Regions from separate parts of the Mus musculus genome. Here regions 1, 2, 3 and 4 are each linked to region 5. A link is a loop called in an ENCODE intact Hi-C map of the cell type or tissue named here. Cell type or tissue: heart. All regions are shown on one strand.

Region 1 (5,000 bases), 280 kb after region 5:
GGGCTGCATCTGAAGGGCCAGTAGGGGCTTCTGATTCCAAAACCCTTAACCCTTCACTACCCCTCACACCGTTGCCCAGCTACCTGCCCTCCCCTGAGACACGGGCAAATTGAAATGGCTGACTCCTTATCATCAGAAACAGCGCCCCCCTCCCAAGTGTTCGGCCAGATTTAAAAGGCTGAGAAGGCAGCCCTGGTTTGAACAGAAGTGAGCCCTGCCACCACTGAGGGAATAAAGCCATGGGAACATGGTTCCTAGAAGCCTGGGACTGTCCTCATGCCCAGCCTCTGTGGGCCACACAGACAGCACCCCCCCTGGAGCCAGCCTGGGCCTCCCCAGTTCCCCGTCGGCTGAGGATAAAACGGGAATAATACTACTAATGATGGCAAATACTTGAGACATCGGGTTTCTTTTCAGAACACTCCCACGGGCTCAGCTGGCTGAGAAGGCCAGCTCTTTCAAGGCTGGAAACGAGGCTTTGAGCGTGCCAAGGGCTCTGTGCCTGTGTGCTGGGCAAAGCTGAGGGCTGGCTGCATTTAGCGTGAGCTCTAAAGCACCTCCTCTGGTTTCCAGGATTTGCAGAAATGCCAGCTTCAAGGGACAGCTCAGACTTTAGGGAGTCACCCTCAGATACAGGGGAGAGCTAGTCTCTAGGCAGCTATGACCAGGACTGGCAGAAACAGGAACGCCTAAGCTGTCGTTCCAGCACACACTTCCTCCTCACCAGGCTCTGGGCAGGGACTATAGACCCCTCACTGAGATGTCACCCTAGGGAAATGCAGTCACCCAGGACCTCCATCTACATGCTGCAGAAGATAACGTGCCAGAGACACCCATTTGTCGCCTGTCTCTTCTGTGTAGTTCACCATGGGCAGCCTCCTTATTATGCAGTAATGGAATCCTCCTTAGGGGGTCCTTGGAGTAGCCTTCGTCTTCCGACACTAGAACCAGAGGCAGGGGTGGGGCTGCAGTGTTTCCTGGTGTGTTAACTATCAGGATTCAATTTGTCTTGTGACAAAGAAGAGGGAGTCTGTTTGAAAAGGTGACCCCCCACCCCCACCCATAGGATGACCACTGCCCAGGCGTGAGACTGGGACCAGAGACCCCTGAGAGTGTGTGCAGGGGTTGGGGGTGGGGAGCTTTGAAATCTGGATCTGTGACTCAGGTAACTTTGGCTCCTCCCCCGCCTGGGGCGGGAACTCAGTAGTTCCCAAATGTGATCAGATCTGAATTCTCAGGGCTGGATGGGGAGCCTCTCCAGCCTCTGTGTTTCTGTCTTCCTTAGAGCTTGCCCTTGATTTCCTGGGTCCTTCATTCTCTAACCAGAAGGCAGGCGGCTGACAGACTGAATGGAACCCCAGGACCTGTCTGTAAGCTGTATGGATGGCTATGTATTGATGAGCCAATTAATGACAGAAAAGGGCTGAGTCCCGAGAATCTGCTTCCTTCAGTGGTGACTTGGTCATCGTGCACCAACCATTATCAGCACTTTCTCAATCTGAGGGCGTGACAGACAGTGGGCCAAGGGGCTTATGGGAAACAAGCTGCATGCTTCTCTCTTGTAGGACAAGCTGGATGGCCAGCATTATCTAGGATGTTGCCACAGTGCTCTGGGGTGCTAATCTAATGGCACACTGAAAAACAAGTGTTCCATGCCAGGGACTTAACCCACCAGACCAATCTGTTACCCTGAGCCTTCCACATCCATCAGACCCCAGAGCTACTTACTGTTTTCACTGTCCCCATTTCGCAGATGAGAAAACGAAGGCTCTGAGATGCTGCTGCCTTGCTCAGCTGCACCCCTGGCTGTGGCTGGAGTTCTCTTTAAATGACAGTTGCATCTGAAACCTACTGTTCCCAATTGTCCCCAACTGTCTCCACAAACCCAGAGTTTCTGCTAGAAGGAATGAAATCCCACAGGAAGTCCTGAGTTCCTGATGCAGAGGCTGCCTGGCCTTCCCGAAGGTTTAGTCTGTTGGCTTACTGTCACTTATTTTGAGACAAGGTCTCCCACTGAAAGCACAATTCCCAGAAGTGTAGATTGCCCCCGCCCCCCTCCAGCAAGCCCCTGAGATGTTCTTGTCTCTACCCCATACCTCAGAGCTGAGATTAGAGGCATACTCTGGTTTCCATGTCAGAGCCTGGGATCCACACTCAGGTTCTCGAGCTTAGGGAAAAGGATTTTCCCTGCAGAGCAACTCCCCAGCCCTGGTTTTCTTTGCACATTTGCAGAATGACCTGAAGGGACGTGTGAAAAGTCGACTTTGTCTTTAATTTCTAAGGCTCTCAGCCTCCAATGGGAGACCTGTGTCCTCTCCCACTTGTGGGAGACCCAGCAAAGCCATCCCATTCCAAGATGTGAATGGACCTTGGAGCCACTCCCCACCCCCACCACTCCCAAGCACAGCCATTCAGTGCCTCTCCCTGGGCAGGGGAACGCTGCCCTCTTCTGGTCCAAGCGGACAGGCACGGCCAAGGCCAGCCTCCAGCACTTCATGAGCCGCCTGCAGTAGGTGGAAAGATTGCCTTCTTCCCTCAAATGGATTCACAGGGCCCCTGCAGGCAGAAAGTTCATCCGACCATTGCACAATTCTAGGTGCTGCAGGGTACGGGCTGTTTGCGGCAGAGAGGCCCTAAGAGTTTGGGTTTGAGGAGACTAAACTGAGCCAGCCTCCGGAGCTGGCCCAATATGTCTGGGAGGCAGGATGGGGAGGTAGGAGGACTCCCACCCCAGCTAGAAGGTGAGGTAGGGCACTTTCTTGGTGCTCCCTGCCCAATTTTAGAAGCTCTCATCTGTGCTCAGGAACTCGGCAGGAGCACCCAGCTGTCTGGTCCAGGTCTCTTCTTTGAGAAGCTGCGTGAGACAGGACATCTTGGCCCAGCCTGCTTCCGCTCCTCCCCACTGCAGAGTAGAGTGGCTTTTCTGACTGGCTTCCAGGGAGCCTGTCTGAAGGGCAGCTGTGAGGAGCGGAGGGAGAGAAAGTGGCGTAGGGCTTCCCTGGGACTTGTGACCCTGATTTGGCTTGAGCTAAAGCCAGAAAGTGCTTGCCTGAGAAATCCAGGTCCTACCTCCCAAAGATCAGATAGACACCAACGTGGGTTGGAGCACCAAAGGTCCCATGGGACTGGGGTAAGAACATGCGAGCTGACAGGCCGAACGACATGGTGGGGAAGGGCATGGGGAACAGACATGGGGATCTGGAGGGAAAGGGCCATGCGATCCGGTCGTGTCTGTTCTCCTCAGCTCTGATGTGGCTACGCAGCCACTGTCCTCAACCCAGGACCATAGTCTGTCCACCCACTCCCTCCACCTGTGTCTGTGCCAGCAGCCTGTGAGTGCCATGCACCAGGCACATGGCCCCTAGGAGGCCATCCTGGTGCCAGCCAGGCCCAGCACAGCAGGGCCCAGCAATCTTTGTGGATGGTCGTGGGAATGCGGCCAGGGGTCAGGAGAGATGTGGCCTGCCACTTTAGGCTCTTCCTCCAGTGGGCCTGATGGCCAGTTTCAAGAGCAAGACAAATAATAGGCTTGTAGGTCTAGCCTGAGGACATTGTACCCAATGACAACCCCTGTCATTTCCCTCCCTGAGGAGATGGAGTGACATGTTGGCCCCCAGAGGTGAGGAGCCAAGGGGCTCCAGGATATAACCTAACTGGGCCCCCTATTTGGCATCAAAACATCCCACATATGATCATCCCAAGGAAACTAAGGATTATCGCCAGATGATTATAGCCAGATATCTAAGCTTTGGTCACAGATGTCAAAACTCTGCTTCTGTGTTCCTGGCACACTGGAGGTGGGGCTACAGGGGGCATAGGTTTCATAGGAGTAACCAAGTCCCTGTCCCCATAGGTCTTCCAGTCCTCAGGGGACACAGGAAGCCCAAAATCCTTGTGTCAGAAGTCAATCAGAAGTACTGGGACCGAGTGAACCCTGGGCCCAAGGGCCTCTGGGAACTGAGATGTGACTCTAAAACCAGGAATGAGGAAAAGGGTGAGCAGCCTCGGTGACGTGTGCGCAAACGGTATGTGCAAAGGTCCTGAGGCTAATTCTGGGGGAATATTTACTTTTCTGACGGAGGCAGACAGTGATACCGATCCTCCCTTGTGCTCTGGGGTGATGCTGAGATGTCATCTTCCATCCCTCCAGGGAACTCCAATCCTACGGAACTGCCAAAATGGTCCCTGCAGCCATCTCCTTCCAGACCCCTGACCTGTGGGAAACGGGCTTTTATTTGGCAATGTGACACACTCATATAAGAACCAGTGTGAAAAGGCTGAAGTCAACCGGCCAGGGATGAGCTGTCCTGTGTCTGTCTGTAAGTTCCGGTGTAACTGAAAGCTCTGTCTGTGCCCCATTATATACCACAGGGGTCAGAGGAAGCCCGTGAGGGGGCATCCCTATCCTGACCCCATCCCTGCACTGACTGCCCCCCTACCTCCCCAGAGAGACCAAGCAGGGCGATACCCAGGGAGCTAACAGGGATCAAGTTCTCTCTGGCTTTGCATCTCCTGGCTCATAGGCCGTGCAGCTCAGTGTTCAGCCTCCTGGGGTCACTTGCTTGTGTCCCAGTGACTCATCAGAAATACCTGGTCGTCAGGAGACTCCCAGGTAGAGAGAGCTAGCAAGAAGCCTTTGCAGGCTGAGAGTCTCTCAGCAGGGCTCTGTCTGGCCTAATTACCCTGGGACAGTCCCTCCCAAGCAGAGAAACTTCTATAATTCAGGTAATAAAATACCTCTTTGAATTTCCTCTAAGCCCATAGTGATTATGACAATAAAACACGCAGTCCTCGGTGGAGACTTTCACCACAATGGCTCCAGGCCTGAGGTTAATAAATGGTAATTAGTCGCCTCAGCGGCAGCCCTTTACGAAGCTCCCAACATGGAAACTGAGGCAAAATGAGGTCAAGGACCTGGCCTGAGGTTATAGCTTCTCATACTGCACCCCCAACTCCAGCCCTGCCAGGAGGCTCTGGACAGTCAACCCCTGCCACGCCCA
Region 2 (5,000 bases), 610 kb after region 5:
GCTGCTGCTGACAGGGCTCTGCTGCCGCTGCTGGGGAAGCCTGGGGATGCTGAGCAGCCAGAGAGAATCAAGACACCGTCACCCCTGAGCTCCAGCCAGCCCTGGGAACGGCAAAGCTAACACAATATGCATGTCCACCAGAGCCTGGCAGGTGACCAGACAGGGGTGGGGTGAGGGTGAAGATGAGGCTGCAGGGCAGTGTGGGGAGAAGAGGGGGACATGCCACATTTATGTTGCCAAAGTTAGTGTGTACTTCATCTGAAATTAGAACACTGGAGACAGAAAAAGTTCAAATACTCCAAGACCATAGACTAATTTATTATGTCTGTCTGTCTGTCTGTCTGTCTCTGACTGTCTGTTTCTTCTCTGTCTCTCTCTCTCTCTGTCTCTCTCTCTCTGTCTCTCTCTCTCCTAGACAGATAATAGACAAATTATCTGACTACATAGTCTTTTTCCATCTGGTAGATATCTTTAACCTCCATGTTGTCAATATTCACAGACACACGCTGAATATTCAAAGACACAGCCTCCATTTGGGGAAGGGCCTTTCCACCCAGCAAGAGGTTCAAGGGTCCAGGAGCCCCCAGGAAAGGCCTTGGCTCCTCTCAATGTTTCTGCCTCTGGTTCTTATTGTCACGGGTGCTGGGGATGGGACCAGCATAAGCTAAGCTAAGCAGGCATGCTCTCTACCACTGAGCTACCCCCACTCCCAGGTCTACATTACTCCTTTTCACAGTTCAGGCCTTAGAATAGAATCACTGTTTGAGAAATCTTAATCACGTTTGGATTGCTCTGCACGCTTGCAGCCATTAACCAGAAATGATGAGTACAGCAGGCCACCCTCTAAGCTCAGTTGCCTCTAAGAGAAATATTTAAAAAAATTTTTTTTAGATTTATTTTTATTTTATGTGTGTATTTTGCTTGCCTGGGTATCTATTCACTATTCGTGTGCCTGGTGCCTGTGGAAGTCGGAGGAGGGCCTCAGATCCCTCGGAACCGGAGGCAGTTGTGAGCTGCTATGTGGATGCTTGGAATTGAACCTGGGTTCTCTGGAAGAACAGGCAATGCTCTAAACAATGGAGACATCTCTCCAGCCCCCAAGAGAGCTATTTTACCAGAGCTGTTTGTATGACATCTCCTGGCCACAGGAGACTTTTGTGGCACTTTCTGTGGTGTCCAGCACAGCGGGCCTCCTGTTCTGTCCTCTGCTCAGGGTGGAAGCAGAGGCAGGCACACCATTTGAAACACTAGGTTGTGCAGGTTGCAGAGATGATTGGTGGTGACCGTGTTTATGACAGCCATGCCTTGGGAATGTGGGGCGGCTGGTGTGAGCATCTCACACCAGGTACTCACTACAAATCAACTTCTACGAAAGGCTGGGGCGAGGGAGTGTGAGCGGAGATGAGCACCACACTCCAAGTCATTCGCTGTCGTCGGTATGTTTCACTTGCCTTAGAGACAAAACCAGGACCACTGATAGGACCAGCCTGAGGCCTGTCATGGGCATCAGAAGAGATGAGCGTTCATTCGGGAGACCAGACCTAGGAAAAAACCTGTTCTTGCCACTTTCCAAAAGTGAGCCATCATGACATGGATGCCACCAATGGACCTCGATGTCAGCTGTAGAGGTTATCACGATGTAAAGCATGCTTTCTGTTGGTCTCTCTCTCTCTCTCTCTCTCTCTCTCTCTCTCTCTCTCTCTCTCTCTCTCTCTCTCTCTCTCTCTCTCTCTCGTTTTAACGGTCTTTGTAGGAGAATGCTGTCATCAACCTAAGTTACAAGGGGATATACTGTCTCCTGGCAAAACAGGCGTGAGCTGGGGCAGAGGTGAATCTCCAAGTCTCTAAAGGAAGTCCTTCCCAGGTAGCTCCCCTAACCTGCCACCCTCATCAACAAATTCTCCTCGGGTACAACACAAGGTAAGCTGCCAAGATTGAGTCCGGACTTTGTGTGTTTATGGAAGTGCCTTGAATCACCAGTACCAGTGTTTGAGAAGTTGACGCCTGCCCTCTGGTGGGCACTAGATGCACTGCAGCTGTGTTAGAGCCCAGTGCATTGGAATCTGCCACCCTTCAGCAACTGTGTGCTGCGCTCTCCTCCTGGATGGGGTTTGTCATAGAACAGAGTCAACATTCCAGCCAAACTTTGCTGTCCGATCCAAAAGTCTGCTTATAAGGAGATTTTTGACTGCTCTTTAGAGACCTACGAGGCTTGCTTTTTTTTTTTTTTTTTTTTTTTTTTTTTTATTTTGAGACAAGGTCTCATATAGTCCAAGTTGGCTTTGAACTCACTATGTAGCTAAGAATGACTGTGAACTCCCAAGCCTCTTGTCTCCCCAATGCTGGGATTACAAACCCTGCACCACTGCATGCAGTTTATTCTGTGCTGGGATCAAACACAGGGCTTCATGCTAGACAACCACTTTCCTGACTGAGGGACGGCCTCGCCCCAGCCTCTTAGGTTAGCATCCTAAGAACATGTTCTTTCCCTTGCATGCTCTTTAAAAAGGCTTATTTTTATTTCATGTGTGAGTGTTTTGCCTACATGTATGTGTGCGTACACTGTCCCCGGAGGCAAGAAGAGGGCGTCAGATGCCCTGCAACTGGAGTTACTAACAGTTGTGAGCTGCTGTGTGCCTGCTGGGAGCTGGACCTAGGTCCTCTGCATGGGCCAACAGTGCTCTATAACCACTGAGCCACCTCTCCAGCCTCATTTGTTCTTAAACTAAGAGTGTTAAAGTGCTGTGAAGTGCACAGAAGAGCTCCCACTGTGGTACTTCTTCTTTTCAAAAGATCTATTTATTTAATGTATGTCTTCAGACGCACCAGAAGAGGGCATTGGATCGCATTCCAGATGGTTGTAAGCCACCAGGTGGTTGCTGGGAATTGAACTTGGAATCGCTGGAAGAGAAGCCAGTGCTCTTAACCTCTGAGCCACCTCTCCAGCTCCCATGGTACTTCTTTAAAACTACAATGATTTGTGTGCACGTATAGCACTCATGTGTGTCAAGGTATGCATGTGGGCTCAGAGGACAAGTGTCAGGATGGCTTCAGTTCTCTCCTGGGGATTGAACTCAAGTCATTAAGGCTTGGCAGCAAGCACCTTTTACCTGCTGACCCATATTGCTGGCCCCACAATGGCTAAATATACAGTTAGTTTAGAGGTGTTCAGAGTGTCGCACTGTTGAGTAGCCTTCATGGCCTTTCTAAGTCTTCATGCTGAATAACGGTTCAATGGGTGTTGCAATGTCCTCATTAAACGCTATTCCTCTGTGCTCCCGCCCCTGCTGCCCTCTGTTCTCCTGTCCTTCCCAAGGATGCTGACTCCCCTGGGAGCTCCCACCACACCGCCCAGCAGAGCTCAGTGTTCACCTAGGCTGGAGAGCACTTGCTCTTTCAGGGCTGCATAGTGAGCCGTTGCACATATGGTCCACATTCTATTTTTCTCCTCGCCCACTGATGGGGTCTTGCTTCAGTGTGGGCATACACGACTCTCTCAGAAACCCCAGTCCCAGTTTGGTTGGGAGCCCAGCAGCGAGCTGTGGAACCACGTTGGCATTTCACTTGAATGTTCTGGGGAAATGTGCCTTCCCAAAACACCGCCTAGATGTTTCCACCCACAGAACACAGGGCACCAGGTCCTCTGAATTTCTCACTACACAGAGGTGACACCTTGTGTGTGCATGCCTCTGCACGTGCACGAGTGTGGAGGTCAGAGGTCGACACAGAGTGCCTAACCCAACCGCTCTATACCTTAGATTTTCAACACAGGGTGAGTACTGAACCTGGGACCCACGGAGTCAGCTATGTCAGATCCAACTGTCTCTGCCCCGAGGTACAGGTTACAGATGCCTGCTGGCACACCTTGCCTTCCACTTGGGTACCAGGGAGCCAAGGTCCTCCTGCTTGTGCAGAAGACACTTGCCACCCCACCCTCCGATATTAAATTGTTCCAAAAAATGTGTGTGTTTGTATGTGTGTAAGTGTATGTGTGTGGTGTGTATGAATGTGTCTGTGTGTGTGTATGAGTGTATGAATGTGTGTGTGAATGTATGTGTGTGGTGTGTATATGTGTGTGTGTATGAGAGTGTGTGGGTGTATGAATGTATGTCTCTCTGTGTGTTTGTGTGTCTGTGTGTGTGAATGTATGTGTGTGGTGTATATGAATGTGTGTCTGTGTGTGTATGAGTGTGTGTGTGTATGAATGTGTGTCTGTGTTTGTGTATGAATGTGTGTCTGTGTGTGTATGAGTGTGTGTGTCTGTGTGTATGAGTGTGTGCATGAATGTGTCTGTGTGTGTGTATGAGTGTGTGTGTCTGTGTGTGTGTATGAATGTGTGTCTGTGTGTGTGTATGAGTGTGTGTGTCTGTGTGTATGAATGTGTGTCTGTGTATGTATGAGTGTGTGTGTCTGTGTGTGTGTATGAATGTGTGTCTCTGTGTGTGTATGAGTGTGTGTCTGTGTGTGTGTATGAGTGTGTGTGTGTGTATGACACCACTATGTACAAGTAAAGGGCAACTTAGCAGAAGTTCATTCTTTTTTTCCCCGATGTGGGTCATGGGAATCGAACTCAGGTCATCAGGCTAGCCAGCAAATGCTTTTACTCACTGAGCCATCTTACTGGCCCAACAAGGCATTAAAAACAAAGGTTTTGTTTTGTCTTGTTATTTTTTTTTTTGTTTCTGTTTTTTAAACTAGTTGGTCATGATAGCACATGCCTTTAACCTCAGCACTCGGGAAGCAGAGGCAGGTGGATCTCCTGAGTTAGAGGCCAGCCTGGTGTACACAGTGAGTTCTAGGACAGCGAGGACTGCCCAGAGAAATCCTGCCTTAAAAAACAATAATAATGTCAGATCTCCTGGAGTTAGAGTTGGTCGTGAGCTGCCCAACATGTGTGCTGGGAGCCCAACTCAGGTCCTCTTCAAGAGTGGTATGTACTCTTAACTGCTGAGCCATCTCTCCAGCCCCCCAGGACATTTTAAAGACCATAATTATCTGGG
Region 3 (5,000 bases), 350 kb after region 5:
TAATTAATTAAGCCTGTAATTACAGACCAATCTTTAAAAACGTAATTTGTAGTTTCTCTACAATACTCCTTCTAAATCTAACTTCTGATGTGGGCTAAATTATATTGGAGCCAATTTTTACTACATGGAGACTCGGGATAAACCAGGCTTCGTTGATGATTGATTGAAATACACTGTTTTCATATTTATTGCTTTAATAGCCGCGATCTCTCTGGAGCCCTGGATCTGGGCTAGGCAGGACTCTGCAGGCTTTATTGCCAGCTCTGGGATAGACCAGGAGGCCCCTCTGCCTGTGGGAAGTAACCTGCTCCAGGGCTGGAGTTCCCACCTGCACCTGGGTGTGCCTCAGGATTTTGGTGCAGCGGGGGCATCCTTCACACACTCCCGCAGCCTCTTTATTATCCATTTAGCGGTTGTTGTTCTTGTTGTTGATTCTTCTAAAAGCCACAGGGCCAAGTATAGCTTTCCCTTACAAGAGTTTTTAGGAGCTAGAGCTGGGGCTCGGCTGGTAGAGTGTTCACCTACTATGCACAAAGCCCTGCCTTTGATCCCCAACACAGCATAAACTGGGTATAATGGCACATGCCTTTAATCCCAGCCCTGAGGAGGTGAGGCAGGAGACTGGGGAGTTCAAGGTCAGCCTTAGCTACAGTTTCAGCTTGGAGTTGCACTGGTTCACAGGAGACCCTGTGTCAAAAGAAATGAACAAAGCCTCTGGGTTTGAGGAGTCTCTGCACACAGGATAAAGAGGCAGGGACCTTTAAAAAGAAAGCATCCAGGCCACAGGCGCTTGCCAAATGCTTCAGGCCAACTTTATTGACTTAGCCTAATAGGAAAAAAACGGGGCCATGGTGTTCTGGATTCCAGGGTAGCTTTAGCTTTGCTTTGTCCCCTGACTCCTGAAGTAAGGCCAGGCTAGGCACAGACTGCCTGGGGGGAAAGCTAAAAGAAAATGACTGGGGGGAAGGAGTCAAAAGAAAGCTGTGAGAGTCCAGCTACGCCTTCTCATCCCCCATGGAGAGCCAGCACCTCTGAACAAAAGAAGTCCACCAGAGCCCACCTCTCAGCTGCCCAGTGTGAATTTAGGTCACTTCCAGGAAATGGAGGACCACCACCAGCACTAACAACCCCGACCCTGCCCCCTACCCCTCCCATCTTCCCCCATCCCCACCCCTGCATTTCTGGACCCTTTAGCATAGTCCTGAGAACACGTGGATTTTTTTTTTTTCTCCAGAGCCCTCACCAGGGAAGCCTTCATTGGCTCCTCTTGGGAAGGAGGCCTTGCTTTGGGCAAACATCTGCCCAAAGGGTCTAACACAGGCCTTTCTGCCTAAAGATCTCCTTGTTTTGGATTTTCACCCCGGAGACAATTTTCTCATTAAGTGGCTAGTAATCGCTCGGGATTGCTCATCCTGACTCTGGGGAGGAGCTGCTCCGCTCCCAAAATACCTTTGAGTCACTGGGGTTTCTATCACCTTGCATAAACTTTGAATTATTCTTTGTGTTGAGAAGATTATTATTAAGAAACACGCCCTCGAGCGGTCTGTACTTGCCTTCCCGCTTCATTCGGCAAGCTCTGCTGTACAGGGCGGCTGCCGAGCTGCTCCCCAAGGCTTGCCCATGTGGCCCAGATGCAAAGACCCCAGGGCGGGGCTGCCTCAAGAGCCCAGACTGCCTTCCCATCCTGTCTTCCCTGACAACGCAGAGTTACAGCGAACTGTTCTCTTAGAACAGGATGCCAGCCCCCTCCCATCCTCAGGAGGGAACACTCAGCACCCCCTCCACCTCCCCCGATTTTTATTTATTTATTTATTTATTTTTAGTGTCTTAATATGTAGCCCAGGCTGGTCTTGAACTCGCATCCTTCCTCAGCCTTCCGAATGCTGGAATTATACGCATGTGCTATTACACCCAGCTGAACACGCGCGCGCGCGCGTGCGCGCGCACACACACACACCTTGCACACCTTGCCTCTACTTGATAGAACAGCGGTCTTAAGGACGCGGCTGACACTGCAGAGCCAGGGGCAGCAGGTTTTAATACTCTCTACCCATTCACACTTGCACCCCGAGCAGGCGTAAAGATAGACACTTTTACTGGGGAAGCGATTCTCCTACAAAAAACGCAAGGCGGTTAAAGCCTAGCCAGGTAGACGCCACAGAATTCCGTGCAAGTTCCAGCAGCTGGAGGCCCCGCTGGGATGGATGCGCGCTACTGCGGCCCCCTCTGCTGGCAGCCTCAAGGCTGCGCCTTCCGGGGAGGTGGCCAAGCAGGAGGCTGCACAGCCAAGCCCTCAGACCGGGTTTACAGCCATGGGATGTGAGATCCCAGCCACCATCCCACCATTTCCACAAAAGAGAAGGCGTTTCCAACAAAAACACAGGAGCGCACAACTGCAGAAAAGATCAGCCCACAGCCCGTGTGCAGGTCTTGGCAGTGATGGACAGCTCTGTACGGCATAACTGAGAGGTTATTAGACACCCAGAGAAAGTATAATGACCCCACCGCCCTGGGGTTCTGCACGGTTCTGCCTTACAGTATGCCTCAAGCACCACGCGAGACGTACGAACGTTAAAAGTTGGCTATTTATCGGAATTTACATTTATCTGAGTATTTAAAATATTTTGCCTATTTCTATATAGCGATGCTTTTTTTCTCTAGCCTCAGACTTCTAGACTCCATCTTGCTTGTGTTCAGTTACCTGGAACTCAAGGGCGGCTTGCTTCCAAGGACGAAACTTGATTGGTCCCCAACAGTCCTGAAAATCTATTGCTGGCCAGGGACTGGGTTAGAAAGATCACGTGACATAGTTCTGGCCAATGAGACTTGAGGAAATCTGCATCTTTTGGCGCCCGAGAGAAAGCGGTGCGTCAAGTGAAAGGAACACGGCTTTCTTCCTGCCTGAACCGGGCTGAACATGTTATATGTAACCACCTTGCAACCAGGACGGATGCCTGGGATGTGAAGGAAATATGTGAGAATAGCAGAGTAGAAAGATGCATCCCCCCCCCCACCCCACCCTTGGCTCCTGAACCTTCGAGTTGTGGCGGGTCCTGGAGGCACTGCTAACTGGAGTTAGCAAGGACTAAAGTGGTGCCTTCTCCTCCTCGCTCCTTCCACGCCAAACACAGCCCAGGGACAGGGAGGTCTCCTTGGCCTCTTCCAAGAGGAGCATCCGAGCTTATGTGTCTTGCTGAGGGACTGCGTCCCACGCCTTAATGTCAGGCTGCCTGTAGCAGATGTGTGTCCCTAGGGCCATGTCTCATGGTGGAGGAGCCGACTAATGTAAGACCAGCTGGTGGTTTTCACCCTGGCAGAAACCTCCCAGAGTGCCAGGGGTCCCAGGTCCCTGTTACGGACGTTTCCTGTTTACCGACATTCTGATTGGCGACTAGGTTGAGCTGATTGGCCTCCTGGCCAGCAGCTCAGGACAGTGTCTCAATTGATTGTAATTGTGTCATTGGGGGCAAAAGAGTGCATTGTGACTGAAGGGGGTGTGGCCAGTGCTCATACTAAAAGGAATCCAACTCCAGAATCCTTCCCCAGGGACCTGGGACAAATGACCTCAATTCTTTTAGTCTCCAGTTCTGTCCTTGGAGGGTCTGGGACCGTCAGGATAGTTGCCAGGGCTCTTGTCTGATGTGAACATAAGAGGATGGTGTGCCTCATGGTCCTGGCAGCCAATGGTGTGACACAAGTCAAGACAGAAGGCTGAGGGGCCTGCCTGATGAAGAGGCCCCAGCTCAGACAGGTGAGAACCTAAGGGCTGATTTCTCCTCCTTGTCCATGTCCCCTCTCCCTCAAGGGCTGTCCTCTTGCATGGGGAGAGCCTTCTGCTACGCCAAGCCAAGTACGTAGATACAAAGGCAGGTGGCACAGACATTGTGGCACAGGTCTGAAGTCCCAGCATTCAAGAGGCTGAAGCAGGAGGGTACCTGTGAGTTTAATGCTAGCTTGTTCTAGAGAGTGAGACCCTGTCTCTAAATAGAAGAAAAGAAAGGAGGAAGGGAGAGGGGAGGGGAGGAGGGAGGGAGGGAAGGAGGGCAGCAAAGGCTGGTTTCGTTCAGAGATTCCTCAGACACAGCCAGGGTCACCGTTCCCTCTGACTGCCCATGGAGCAGAGAAGCCTGTAGTCATTCTACGGCTTGTGGCTCCCAGCAGCTCCTGGAGCAGCAGCCTTCCAGGTGGGACCCGGCCTGAGTTTCTACACAGCCATCCATGCCTGATAGCCCTGTTCTACCATCGGGACAAAAGGGACTTGGCCTTGGCCTCAGAGGGCCAGCGTCCTCCCAGGAACTCAGGATCTCCACCTTGAAGGACTATTCTCTGTCCCCAAGTGAATGGGGACCACTGGAGTCCACTCAGCTGACACCAGTTCTCAGCCAGTGCCATGTGAGGTTAATTTCCTGGACAGTTGAAGGTGCAGTTCTCAGGGTGGGGTGCAGTTCCCATTAAGAGGGACCACACCCGAGCGGCTGAGTGTTTTGGCTTGAATGTGGCAGGAGCACCCTCCCCACTCAGGCTCCTCCTGTGTTAGAACACTTGGACCCCAGCAGGGGGCAGTGTTGGAAGGTTGTAGAACCTTCACAGCGGAGGCCGTGGGTAGCCTTCATTAGTGCCAAGAACAAACACCCAGCAAGGATTCCTGCCACACAGAGCCTCCCTGCCACGCCTCGCCTACAGGCCAGACTCTAACCCCTGGACAGAGAGCCAGGGTAAACCCACTTCTTGTTTCTGTCAGGTGTGTTGTTGTCATAGCAACGAAAAAGGGTAAATAATGCAAATAGTGACAGCCAGTCAAGCCCTGGGGATGGGGTGGCCCATGCTGGGTGCCCTACCAGTGGCTGCTGGGTGTCCAAATGCATGACCAACACCAGAGTGGAAACTGAACAGCAAAACCTGGGTGCCCAGTGTGGCCACCCCTAGCCCCTCAGAAAGCAGGCTCTCAAGGGTCATCAGAGCTGGGTGTGGTGACAAACAGTTTTCTTCCCAGTGCTCCA
Region 4 (5,000 bases), 300 kb after region 5:
GCCAACCTCTGCTCTCTGTACATTGGAGACGTGGTCATGGCACCCTTTAAAGGTTGTAGGGACTTCTTTGGGATCCAAGTTCTGGGGTCACCACCAAGTTGCTGGCTGTTGGCTCAGCTGAAACTTCCAGGCCTGGGATCTGTCTGTCTATCCGAGTTTACCAAGACCACACTGTGTGTGCGCGCACACACACACAAGCGAAGCTCCGTGTGGCTGTACAACTGAATGCCCAGCCTCTCTCACCCAGTAGAGCAGAGGCTCCCATCAGCCGGCACCACAGCCAAGTCTGCCTAGAGGATGTTTTCTCTGTCTTGCAAAATACTTGTAAAGGATTGAGTCTGACCTGATTCCAAAGGCCAGGTGCTTTTCTTCGGTGTGTTGTGGGTGCGGCCACTCGTGTGTGCATCTGTGTGTCTCTGCATATGTATCAGTATGTGTCCATGTGCTTCTGTGTGTGTGCATGCATACCACCTGTGTGAGGTCAGAGACAACTTTTGGACGGCAGTCCCCTCCCTGGCAGCAGTTGAACCCAGGAGAGACACCAACATAGGAAACCTGGATGATGTGCAGGTTATTTGGAGCCTCTGATTAGCGTGGCTTTCAGAACTGCACCCTGTCTGTCACACAGCCTTTCTGGGTGACATTTTTCTCTAGGAAGAAGCTTTTCCTGTCCTCTCTGCCTTCTGTGGAGACTGAGCTCTGGGACCTCCCTCTCAGCCTGTAGCCAAGCAAGGAAGAGCCATGTCAGGGTGGTAGGCGAATGTTATCAAGACGCTGCCTACCCAGGCCTGACAAGTCTCCAGCCTGGCAAGTCTCATGGGAAGTCTTTAGGGCCAGGAACTCACCCGGCTCAAAGACGACAGAGCAAAGTGGCCTTTGCTATTCCCAACTGTTGGGTCACCACAATTGAGAAAGTCATCTCTTCACTTCATACTTTCCTAGAAAGTCTGCAGCTTCCCAGGGCAGGATGAGGCTGCCCAGCAACGAGACGCAGAGTCTGTGTGAGCTCCATCCTAGCATCACCTCCATCAAGGCCAGTGACCTTGGGTCTGGCCTTCCACATCTGCAGAGTAGTGGTCACCTGTGCCTGCCTCGCAGAGGCTGAGAGTTCACACCTACCCACTTTCCTAGCTGTGTCTACCAGGTATGTGTGCCCCCAGGTGTGTGTGTGTGTGTGTGTGTGTACCCAGGAATGGTGCTCACCTGAGTGACAGAAGCCAGCCAGACCTCAACTGGTCAAGCACGTGTCCCAGACAAACAATCCAGAAGAAACACTCAGTCACCATCAGCTGTAAGGAGAGGAGATGGAACTCGGGACCCCTCCTCTGGCTTGTGGACAGGCTGCAGCTGAAGGAGGCATAGAGCTAATTGGAGACTCCAGAACCAAAGGGAAGTGTCCAAGGTACATGACAGCTTGGTAGCTTGGTGGCAACTGGGGACATGGATAGTATCTGACTTTCTAATGCTAAGAAGTGGCTAATCTCTGAGGTGTGTGTGTGTGTGTGTGTGTGTGTTAACTCAGCCCCGGCAGTGGCCTCCTACACAGGAGAAGCTGCCTCAAGGCTGCCCTTTGGCTACAGTCCTTTCCACCCATTTCTTCTTTAGGGAGTTGCTGTGTGTCAGGCCCTCGGTCCCATCACTGGAAGTCAGGTGATGGTGTCTCCCACTGTCTGTCTGCCCACCTCTGCCCATCGGTTTGTCCACAGCAGCGAGCAGGCACCCAAGGGTGTTGGCTCTAGGAAACAGAAAGGCACCTCTAGATTCACTCATGATGTTCATTTCCACAGTGAATGCACGTTCTCTGGGCATCTGCTCTGTGCCATTGTAGTGTCTTGCCATAGTCACCACTTGGTAAGATGGGGGAACTGTTATTTTTTAAGTCAGGAAACACTATGTGACCACTGGTTTGTATAGTCTGAGGGTCATGCCAACCCTCTGCCTCTCAAGTCCTTTTAAGGAAAACGACAGGGCACCTTTCTGTGCGCCACCTGGTGGCAAGAATTGTCATTACACCAGCCAGGAGATTCTCCTGCCCCAGAACAGACCATTGACCTGTCCTGAGGGAGGGTGGCTCTTCCAGCTCATTCATTGATCAGGTCTGTGTGTCTTCAGAGGTTACACTCAGAACTTTCCATGGCTGGCAATCTTGGCCAGAATGGTTTCTGTGGAGGCCCAGAGCTTTTCACCCAGCTCAGCAGGGCCCTGAACACCCCAGGACAGGCCTCAGGAAGATAAGCCTGCCCTTGGCTTCCTGGCATAGGACAAGTGCTAGGTAATTCTGCATGTTCTTGTCTGACTTCAGTCATGGAAAACATGCCTTCTGGGCTCCCTTCAGACACGGCTTCAGTGAAGAGGAGTCTGGACTAATGATTAGAGACAACCCATTACCAGAGGGGAGCCCGTTGAGGGAGAGCTGTGTTGTTATAATCAGGAACAGGTGACCAGAGAGCGATGGGATAGGATTGTCTTCGGCCTCATCCTGTGTGGTTTGGGCGTGTAGGTGTAGCTACAACCGCTCTGTGCTTCTTTACTGTAGATACTGGAGGCAGTGCATCTGGGCTCTGAGGAGAGTCTGTCAGGGGCTCGGGAGCAGCATGCCTCCATGGAGATATGAAAGGAAGTTCATGGAAGCCAGTGAGCAGAGCAGTGGGGCTGAGTGCCATGTGCTGTGTGGAGCCCCTGACATCACCACCACCTCCTGATGCAGACTCCATTTCTGAGGAAGCTGAGGCCCAGGGGGATGAAGCGACTTGCCCAAGGCCACATGGCTTGTGAAGTTCAAAAGTGAGACCAGAGCACAGATCTATCCAGTTTGAATGGTTTTTTAAGAGTTTAAAGAGATATATGGGTGCTCCTGGGGCTGGATGTCACAGTCTGCAGAGTTTGGACACTGCTCTAGGTCCAGTCTGTCCCCATTACCGGCCCCTGGAGCTGTCTCTGCTCTTCTAGAGCCTGCCGTGGCCCTCAAGTCTCCCTCTGGTGGCCCTCCTCACTGTAGTCAAGTCTGAAGGGAGCCCAGAAGGCATGTTTTCCATGACTGAAGTCAGACAAGAACATGCGGAACTACCTAGCACCTGTCCTATGCCAGGGGGCCAAGGGCAGGCTTATCTTCCTGAGGCCTGTCCCGGGGCTCAGGGCCCTGCTGAGCTGGGCGAAGAGCTCTGGGCCTCCACAGCCACCATCCTGGTTTCTATAACCAGACTTCTATAGCTAGCACTCTGGAGTGGGAGCTCCTGTCCTACCTGGCTGCAAAGGAGTCTGGGAGTGTAAACACCCTGTAAGAAGAGACACCCAGGCTGGCAAGGACATCTCAGACATGCGATGCCAGAGGACCATCTTCCTAGGGATATTAACCTGAACTCAGCCAACATCAGACACCAGATGGCCCATGTGCCAGCACCGCTTGACTTGGGATGGGGTGACATGGTGATACAGCCCAGGTGATGCAACAGTACCTGTGTCACTATGCGACATCATGGTATAACCAGCCCACTTCACATATGCCCAGGACCCCAGGGGCCTCCAGAAGGGCAACACCGTCTGCCCAGAGCATCTTCCATATGTTAGCAGTAGTGTTTTGAGGCATGGTCTCCCATGTACCCAGCCTGGTCTGGAGCTTGAGAGATGGTTGCCTCTGCCTCACGGGTGTAAGGGCTGTTTGCATGGGCCATGGTGTCCAGGCTACAAAATCTATCTTGTAGCCAAGCACTGCTCTCAGTGAATAACTGTCTGTGGGCTACGTAGAGAGCACTGGGCATCTGTCCGTGGGTGTAGATCACAGCTATGGAGCACCAGTCCCAAATCCTCACCTGGCTTCCATGGAAAGCACTTAGCTTCCACAAAACATGTGTGGCTTCCCGAGGACACAGGGGGCTCCCAAGGGACTCAGGTGACCTTTTTAATACGTGGAAGAATTGATGGACGAACCGTCTCAAGCCGCACACCAAGGGACCTCTCTCTCTCTCTCTCTCTCTCTCTCTCTCTCTCTCTCTCTCTCTCTCTCTCTCTCTCTCTCTCTCAGGTTTTCTTCTTTCAAGTGAAGCTACTGGGGGGTCTTTGTCACCCCACTTCATAAAGATGGGTGGGTGTCAGGATTGGGCTTGGGATGAGCCCAGGTGTCTAGTGAAAACCTTGGGCCACCTTTTTTGGTGTTCATTCCCACAGGTCCTTACTAGACATCGTCCCCTAATTGCTCCCCTTATGAAATATTCATTGTCGTGTGTTGCACGTGTGTCTTGGCTTTACACAGAAGTAAGATTCACTCACCCTCTCCAACAAATTCTCCTTCTGGGGAGACACAGGCTGTCACATCAACCCTCTGAGTCAGCCCTCCTGGAGAACCTTCTGGAAGCATCAATTCTTGTCCTTGGGTTTGGAACTGGGAAGAGTACACCCTGGGACTCTGCACCGTGCCTGTCAAGGGTCTCAGGTGACTCCGGTAAACAGAGACATTTCTGAGACAGTGTGGTCTCTTTAATTCCCTCCCCAGGGACATGGCTGTGCTGTGAGCGACCCTCACAGGCAGTCAAGACCACTGAGGCCTTGTTGTAGATCCCGTGGGTCAGGATGCTGGCTTCTGTTGCTTACCAGCGGTAGCCTGCTGTCTCTGACAATTGTCTCTGGCCTGCAGAAACAGTGGCTTCTTGGATGGTTGGGGACATGTTTGTGACAGGACAGAGTAGCACCTAAGGCCCTTCTGGACACAGAAGAGGAACATTCTAGATCTGTGTTTTTCAGGAAACAGGCCCCTAGGCCACTGCAGCATCCTGTTTCATATTTCTGAGCACCAGGTTTTGGTAGACCCTCAAGGATCTGTCTTTAGCAGGTTCATGACAGAGCTGTATTGCTTGCCCAAGCTCCATACTTTGGAGAGCAAGACCCCAGCTGGGTCAGTTCCTCAGCGGGCAGTGGAGGCAGTGTGACAGATCTCAGCCCACACCATTCTTCATCCTCCTGTCATTTTGTATCTGCTGGTGTGCTTAGTGTCACTCCTGGTGAGT
Region 5 (5,000 bases):
GTTGTTTTAAGTCGTGAAGTTTCTGGTAATTTTCTTACGTAGCAATAGAAAATAAGTCCAATGTGTAGTGCATGCGAAGTGGGTTAAAGAGTTGTTTCCATCTGCTGCTTTTGATACACTCAACCCTGCCTTTCCCCTGGCCTCTGGTCCCAAGCCACAGAAATGAGGCCAAAGAAATAAACAGCAGAGGGCCGTGAGAAACTGTTCCTTGAGTCAAGATCACACATCTCACCCAAAGGAGCCCTTGACCCGCAGCAGTCTGCGCCTTATTCTGAAAATGGCAGATCCCAGAGCCGGGTGTGCAGCTCGAGCATCTGCCTTGTGTGTGTGATGCTAGGTTAGATCCCATGCTGCATAAACTGGGGTGTGGTGGTTCATGCCTGAGGAGACAAGAGGATCGGAGCTTCATCCATATAGGAAGGTCAAGGCCAGCCTAGGATATTATGAGCTCCCAGCTTAAAAGAAAGAAAGAAAGAAAGAGAGGGAGAGAGAGAGAGAAAGAAAGAAAGAAAGAAAGAAAGAAAGAAAGAAAGAAAGAAAGAAAGAAAGAAAACTTAGATTAGCAGAAAGTTACCAAGAGGCAAGCCCCCCACCCCCAACGCCCTTCATTTATCCTGTGGGTGACTTAAAGCACAGCAGCAAACCAGAAAATTGACATTAACCCAATATTGGTTGGTAGAACCCTGTGTTCTTTTGTACCAGTAATCTGTGGCACCATCTCCCGGGCCACATCCACGGCCACTTCCACTCCTACCTCGCTGCTGTAGCCTATGAGGCCAGTCTCCTCCTGGCTAAGCTGGCCCAGCTCATCCCTATCTTAGGACCTTTGAACTGCCCTTCCCCCAGCTGACATCTGATGTCTCCCCAGCTGACATCAATAGCCCTGTTGCCATTCTGGTCTCCCGTGTCAGCAGCAGCCCCAGCGAGGCCTTCCAGGAGTTAGCAGGAAGCCCTTCCATACCTCAGCATCGGCACGCTCTGCTCTGTCATCGTCTCTCCCCTGTGTGCAACCAGGCATCTCACTAGACTTCCTGCTCTCCTATTCCGTCTACAGCCAATGTGGAGAGGCTGGGGCTTGTAGCCAGAAGTGTGTCTTGGATCCTCAAAAAGTCCATAGCCCCCAGCTCCAGAACCCCGAGGGAACCCAAAGGGACCAGGGATTGTCTGTGGGTGGGCTGGGATGTTCTGACCACCAGGAGAGCTGAGTGCCTAAGATGTAACTCCACCCCTTTACCCTGCCTTGCAATAATGGAGGGGCACCTAGTTTGGGAAGATGGTCCCCTCTTTCTATCTCCCTCTCTCCCCCACTCCGCTCCCTCTCTCCCCCTCCCCCTCTTTCCCTCTCCCTCTCTCCTCCCCCTCCCCTTCTCCCTCCCCCACTCTTTCTCCCTCTCTCCTCCCCTCCCCCTCCCTCTCTCCTCCCCTCCCTCCTCCCACTCTCTCCCTCTCCCTCCTCCTCTCTTTCTCCCCACTGCTTCCCAGAATAGCCCTAAGGACAGCCAGTCTCTACAGTCTATTTTTTGTCCTGTGCCTTTTGCTCTGATCCGTGTGCCTGCCTTCTCACAGGAAGGCAAGTGTGCCTGCAGTTTCTCTTTCTTCACAGCCTTCCTAAGAACACATCTTGGTTTTCCCTCCGGCTTCAGGACAGACCATGTATGTGCAGGTGCCTCTGAATGTCCCACCACACCCATCTATAGGGAATCTCAGGGAGTTTCCAATCATTTGTAACCACAAACACCTCGTACGTGTCCGGGTTGGTTGAGTGTGAACCTCCAGGCAGCCTCTTGAGAGAGGGAACTCTGACAGACATTTCCACATTACCTCTAGAGGTAGTGTGCCTGTCTGCACTATCACCAGGAATATATGAATAGTTGTCTAATCAAGCATGGGGTTGCATGTCTGAAGACAGATTTGCTCGACACAGCAAAGTTCCTTTAGAGCCAGTGTATGAAGCATGAAGATCCTTATATGGCCACTAGGTGGCAGACAAAGCCCATTGGAACAAGAATGCAGTTTCCAAAGCCTGAGCTGGAATACTGGGGGGGGGGGGCTTTCACTTACAATCTTGTCATATGCAAAGTGAAGCTCACTGTCAGTTAACATAGAAGCCGGCATTGAACAGTGTAGACCTCTTGGCTTTATTTTGTTTTGAGACAAGGCCTGAAACAGGCTGGACTAGAACTCACTTTGTAGTTCAGATGACCCCTGGACCTGTGTGTGATCCTCCTGCCTCAGACTCCTGAATGGTAGAATCAGGTGTGGGTCACTACCCCTGGCTTCCACCTTTGATGGAGATAGAAGATCTCAAGCTGGCTGTGTAGCTGAGGATGGCCTTGAACTCTGAATCTCCTGCCTCTGCCTAAACAAGAGCAGGGGTTACAGGCATACCGCAAGCCAGGCTTCCATAGTTTATTAACAACCTGTATTTGCTCATGGGCTCAACAGATATACTGCTGTTTTAGATGATGTGAACAAGACAGAAGAGAAGACAAAACACCTACAGAAGGCTGGCATTCCGCTGGTGGGAAAGAGAGGCCGTAAGTAAATACGGAAGGGCTAAGTGGTCACTCTGAGGTGAGGTCCCGGGTGCCGCTGCCTGGGGTTAAAAAAGAGAAAATCCAAGCTGGGCGTGGTGGTGCATGCCTTTAATCCCGGCACTTGGGAGGCAGAGGAAGGCAGATTTCTGAGTTCGAGGCCAGCCTGGTCTACAAAGTGAGTTCCAGGACAGCCAGGGCTATACAGAGAAACCCTGTCTCCCCCCCCCCCCAAAAAAAAAAACCAAGAGAGAGAGAGAGAAAGAGAGAGAGAAAACCTGCAAGAAGCTGAGTGTATAGAACTTGCCTGGCAGTCCTCAGACTCTGGGCTCAGTACACATACACACACACACACACACACACACACACACATGAATTCTCAGCTGACAGTGTAGCTCGGTGGTAAGAATTCTCGCCTAACGCGTTTGAGGTCCTGGGTTCCAGCCCTAACAAAACCAACAAAAAATTAGTTTAAAATTTAAATTAAGGGCTGGAGAGACTGCACGATCCAGCGTTTGAGACTGGCCACTCTTCCAGAGGTCCTGAGTTCAATTCCCAGCAACCACCTGAGGGCTCACAACCATCTGCAATGGGATCCGATGGCTTTTCTGGTGCATCTGAGGTTAGCAACTGTGTACTCGTGTACATAAAATAAATAAATCTTTTTTTAAAATTAAATTTTTAAAATTAAATTAAAAAAAACAAAGCCGGGGGCTAGTGAGATGGCTCAGTGGGTAAGAGCACCCGACTGCTCTTCCAAAGGTCCAGAGTTCAAATCCCAGCAACCACATGGTGGCTCACAACCATCTGTAATGAGATCTGACTCCCTCTTCTGGAGTGTCTGAAGACAGCTACAGTGTATTTACATATAATAAATAAAATATTAAAAAAAAAAAAAGAAGAGAGGAAGGGCCAAGTAGCCCCTTTAAAAAAAAAAAGAAAGAAAGCCGGTGTCTTAATGTTTGCAACTGTCTCTGAGCCCACCCCTGCTTCAGCTGGCCCAGGCTGGCTCCTTGATGTCCTTTGTCCCATTGCAGTGAATAACTGCTCCCGGCACCCCCACCCCCCACCCCCCACCCGCAACAGTGAGCTAGATAGCTGCGGACTCTGGGCTCCTTATCCACAGACAGGAACCATGATCCTATCTGCTCCCTTCTCCAGCTTTTCTGGAATGGTTGACCTGGAAATAAAGACACAAGTGTCATATTCCAAGAGATTGACTCACTTCTGTCCCCAGACCCCATGGAGGAAGCATGAGCAGAAGGAATGGTGACTGGCACTGGGCCCTTGGGACTTAAATTCCCTGGGGTGTCACGGGTCAAGTGAAAACTGGAGAGACTTACCTAGAAGAGGGGCAGGGAGTGTGGAAGAGCAGATGGGTCGGACAGAGCCTGGAGACCAGGGCTCTGCTGCTGCAAACAGGACACTAAGCTCCCTGGCAGGACCTGATACACCAATGGGGCTCAGGGCTGGTGGCCTTGAAGCATCTGAACGCCCCATTTCTTCCTACAAGGTCACCTAAGCACCCTGACAATGCCCACTCAAATCAAGGCAAGGGGAGAGGCATTGGGTCTGCAGAGAGCTTTGAACTCCAGGAGGCCTGGGACTGGGGGTTCCTGCTTGGACCCTCTCAACCCCCAAGCCACTTCAGGTGATCTTGTCACTCCAGAGTCACCCTCTCTCACGGGTCCTCTCATTTCCCAATCAGACAGTCCTTCGCCTATTTGTTGTTCAAGAAGCTTTCAAGTTCTGTGGACCACGCCTGTAGCTCAGCCCAGGGGCAGACGGGGCAGGAGCAGCATGAGGGAGCCAGGGCTGCAAAGCAAGAGCACCCCAGTGTGTAAGCTGAGGGCTGAGCTGAGGAAACCGGTGGAGAGGACACAGGCAGGGTGCAGGGTACATGCAGCCTGCTGCAGACAGGATGGGGGTGGGGGGCTGAGGCTGCTGCTGCTGAGGGTACAACCACAGGGTTGGAGTAAGAAACCTCAGTGACTTGCTAGGACCAGAAAACAACCTGGCCACCTTGGAAGGCAGCGTGGAGAGTCCTCAGGAAGTTAAAAACAGAGAGCTGATCAGAAAGTGCCACGCAGAATCTCTCGTGTTTATCTTCAAGGACCCCTGAACTGTGGAGGCCAGGAAGATAGAAGGGACCCTTAACCATTTAAGGAGGGGAGGTAGATACCAGCACTGGAAGGTAAAGGCAGGTGGACTCAAAAACAAAACAAAACAGAAAATGACTTTTTGAGGCAGAGTTTTTCTAGTCTGAGGCTAACCTGGTCTACAGAGCATGTTTTAAGGGAGCCAGGGCTATACAGAGAAATCCTGTCTTGAAAAGAAAACCCGGGGCTGGTGAGATGGCTCAGTGGATAAGAGCACCCGACTGCTCTTCCAAAGGTCCGGAGTTCAAATCCCAGCAACCACATGGTGGCTCACAACCATCCGTAACGAGATCTGACTCCCTCTATT

Evidence for each region. Hi-C counts contacts between places; a loop is a spot of excess contacts. Peaks named below come from ENCODE experiments on the same cell type or tissue, not always from the same donor. Only the 100,000 strongest peaks of a DNase experiment are listed, where the experiment ranks them.
Region 1: a loop joins it to region 5, with 4 times the contacts of the local background. A loop is called at or near these places in 8 of 42 quality-filtered maps.
Region 2: it touches region 5 in a loop (11-fold over the local background); 19 of 42 quality-filtered maps call a loop at or near these places.
Region 3: it touches region 5 in a loop (8-fold over the local background); 14 of 42 quality-filtered maps call a loop at or near these places.
Region 4: a loop joins it to region 5, with 13 times the contacts of the local background. A loop is called at or near these places in 33 of 42 quality-filtered maps.

The regions. Positions count from the first base shown.
Region 1 is chr2:172,756,267-172,761,266 of GRCm38, forward strand. No RefSeq gene overlaps it. Among named protein-coding and RNA genes, the nearest start is that of Gm36156, 95 kb to the left of the region's middle. In heart, a CTCF peak has its summit at 2,451 (motif pointing left); no DNase peak of the experiment used is centred here; H3K27me3 peaks cover 4,928 bases.
Region 2 is chr2:173,087,652-173,092,651 of GRCm38, forward strand. All of the region lies in intron 2 of Gm40011, which reads left to right. Among named protein-coding and RNA genes, the nearest start is that of Gm40011, 7.4 kb to the left of the region's middle. RefSeq lists an enhancer at 1-1,216. In heart, CTCF peaks have their summits at 28 and 2,031 (motif pointing left); a DNase peak (open chromatin) is centred at 2,020; H3K4me3 peaks cover 2,065 bases; H3K27ac peaks cover 2,157 bases.
Region 3 is chr2:172,823,156-172,828,155 of GRCm38, forward strand. No RefSeq gene overlaps it. Among named protein-coding and RNA genes, the nearest start is that of 1700055K11Rik, 35 kb to the right of the region's middle. In heart, CTCF peaks have their summits at 2,232 (motif pointing left) and 4,568 (motif pointing right); no DNase peak of the experiment used is centred here; H3K4me3 peaks cover 422 bases; H3K27me3 peaks cover 3,118 bases.
Region 4 is chr2:172,771,368-172,776,367 of GRCm38, forward strand. No RefSeq gene overlaps it. Among named protein-coding and RNA genes, the nearest start is that of 1700055K11Rik, 86 kb to the right of the region's middle. In heart, a CTCF peak has its summit at 1,996 (motif pointing left); no DNase peak of the experiment used is centred here.
Region 5 is chr2:172,476,052-172,481,051 of GRCm38, forward strand. No RefSeq gene overlaps it. Among named protein-coding and RNA genes, the nearest start is that of Fam209, 6.0 kb to the left of the region's middle. In heart, CTCF peaks have their summits at 1,967 (motif pointing right) and 2,178; no DNase peak of the experiment used is centred here; H3K4me3 peaks cover 1,091 bases; H3K27ac peaks cover 1,670 bases.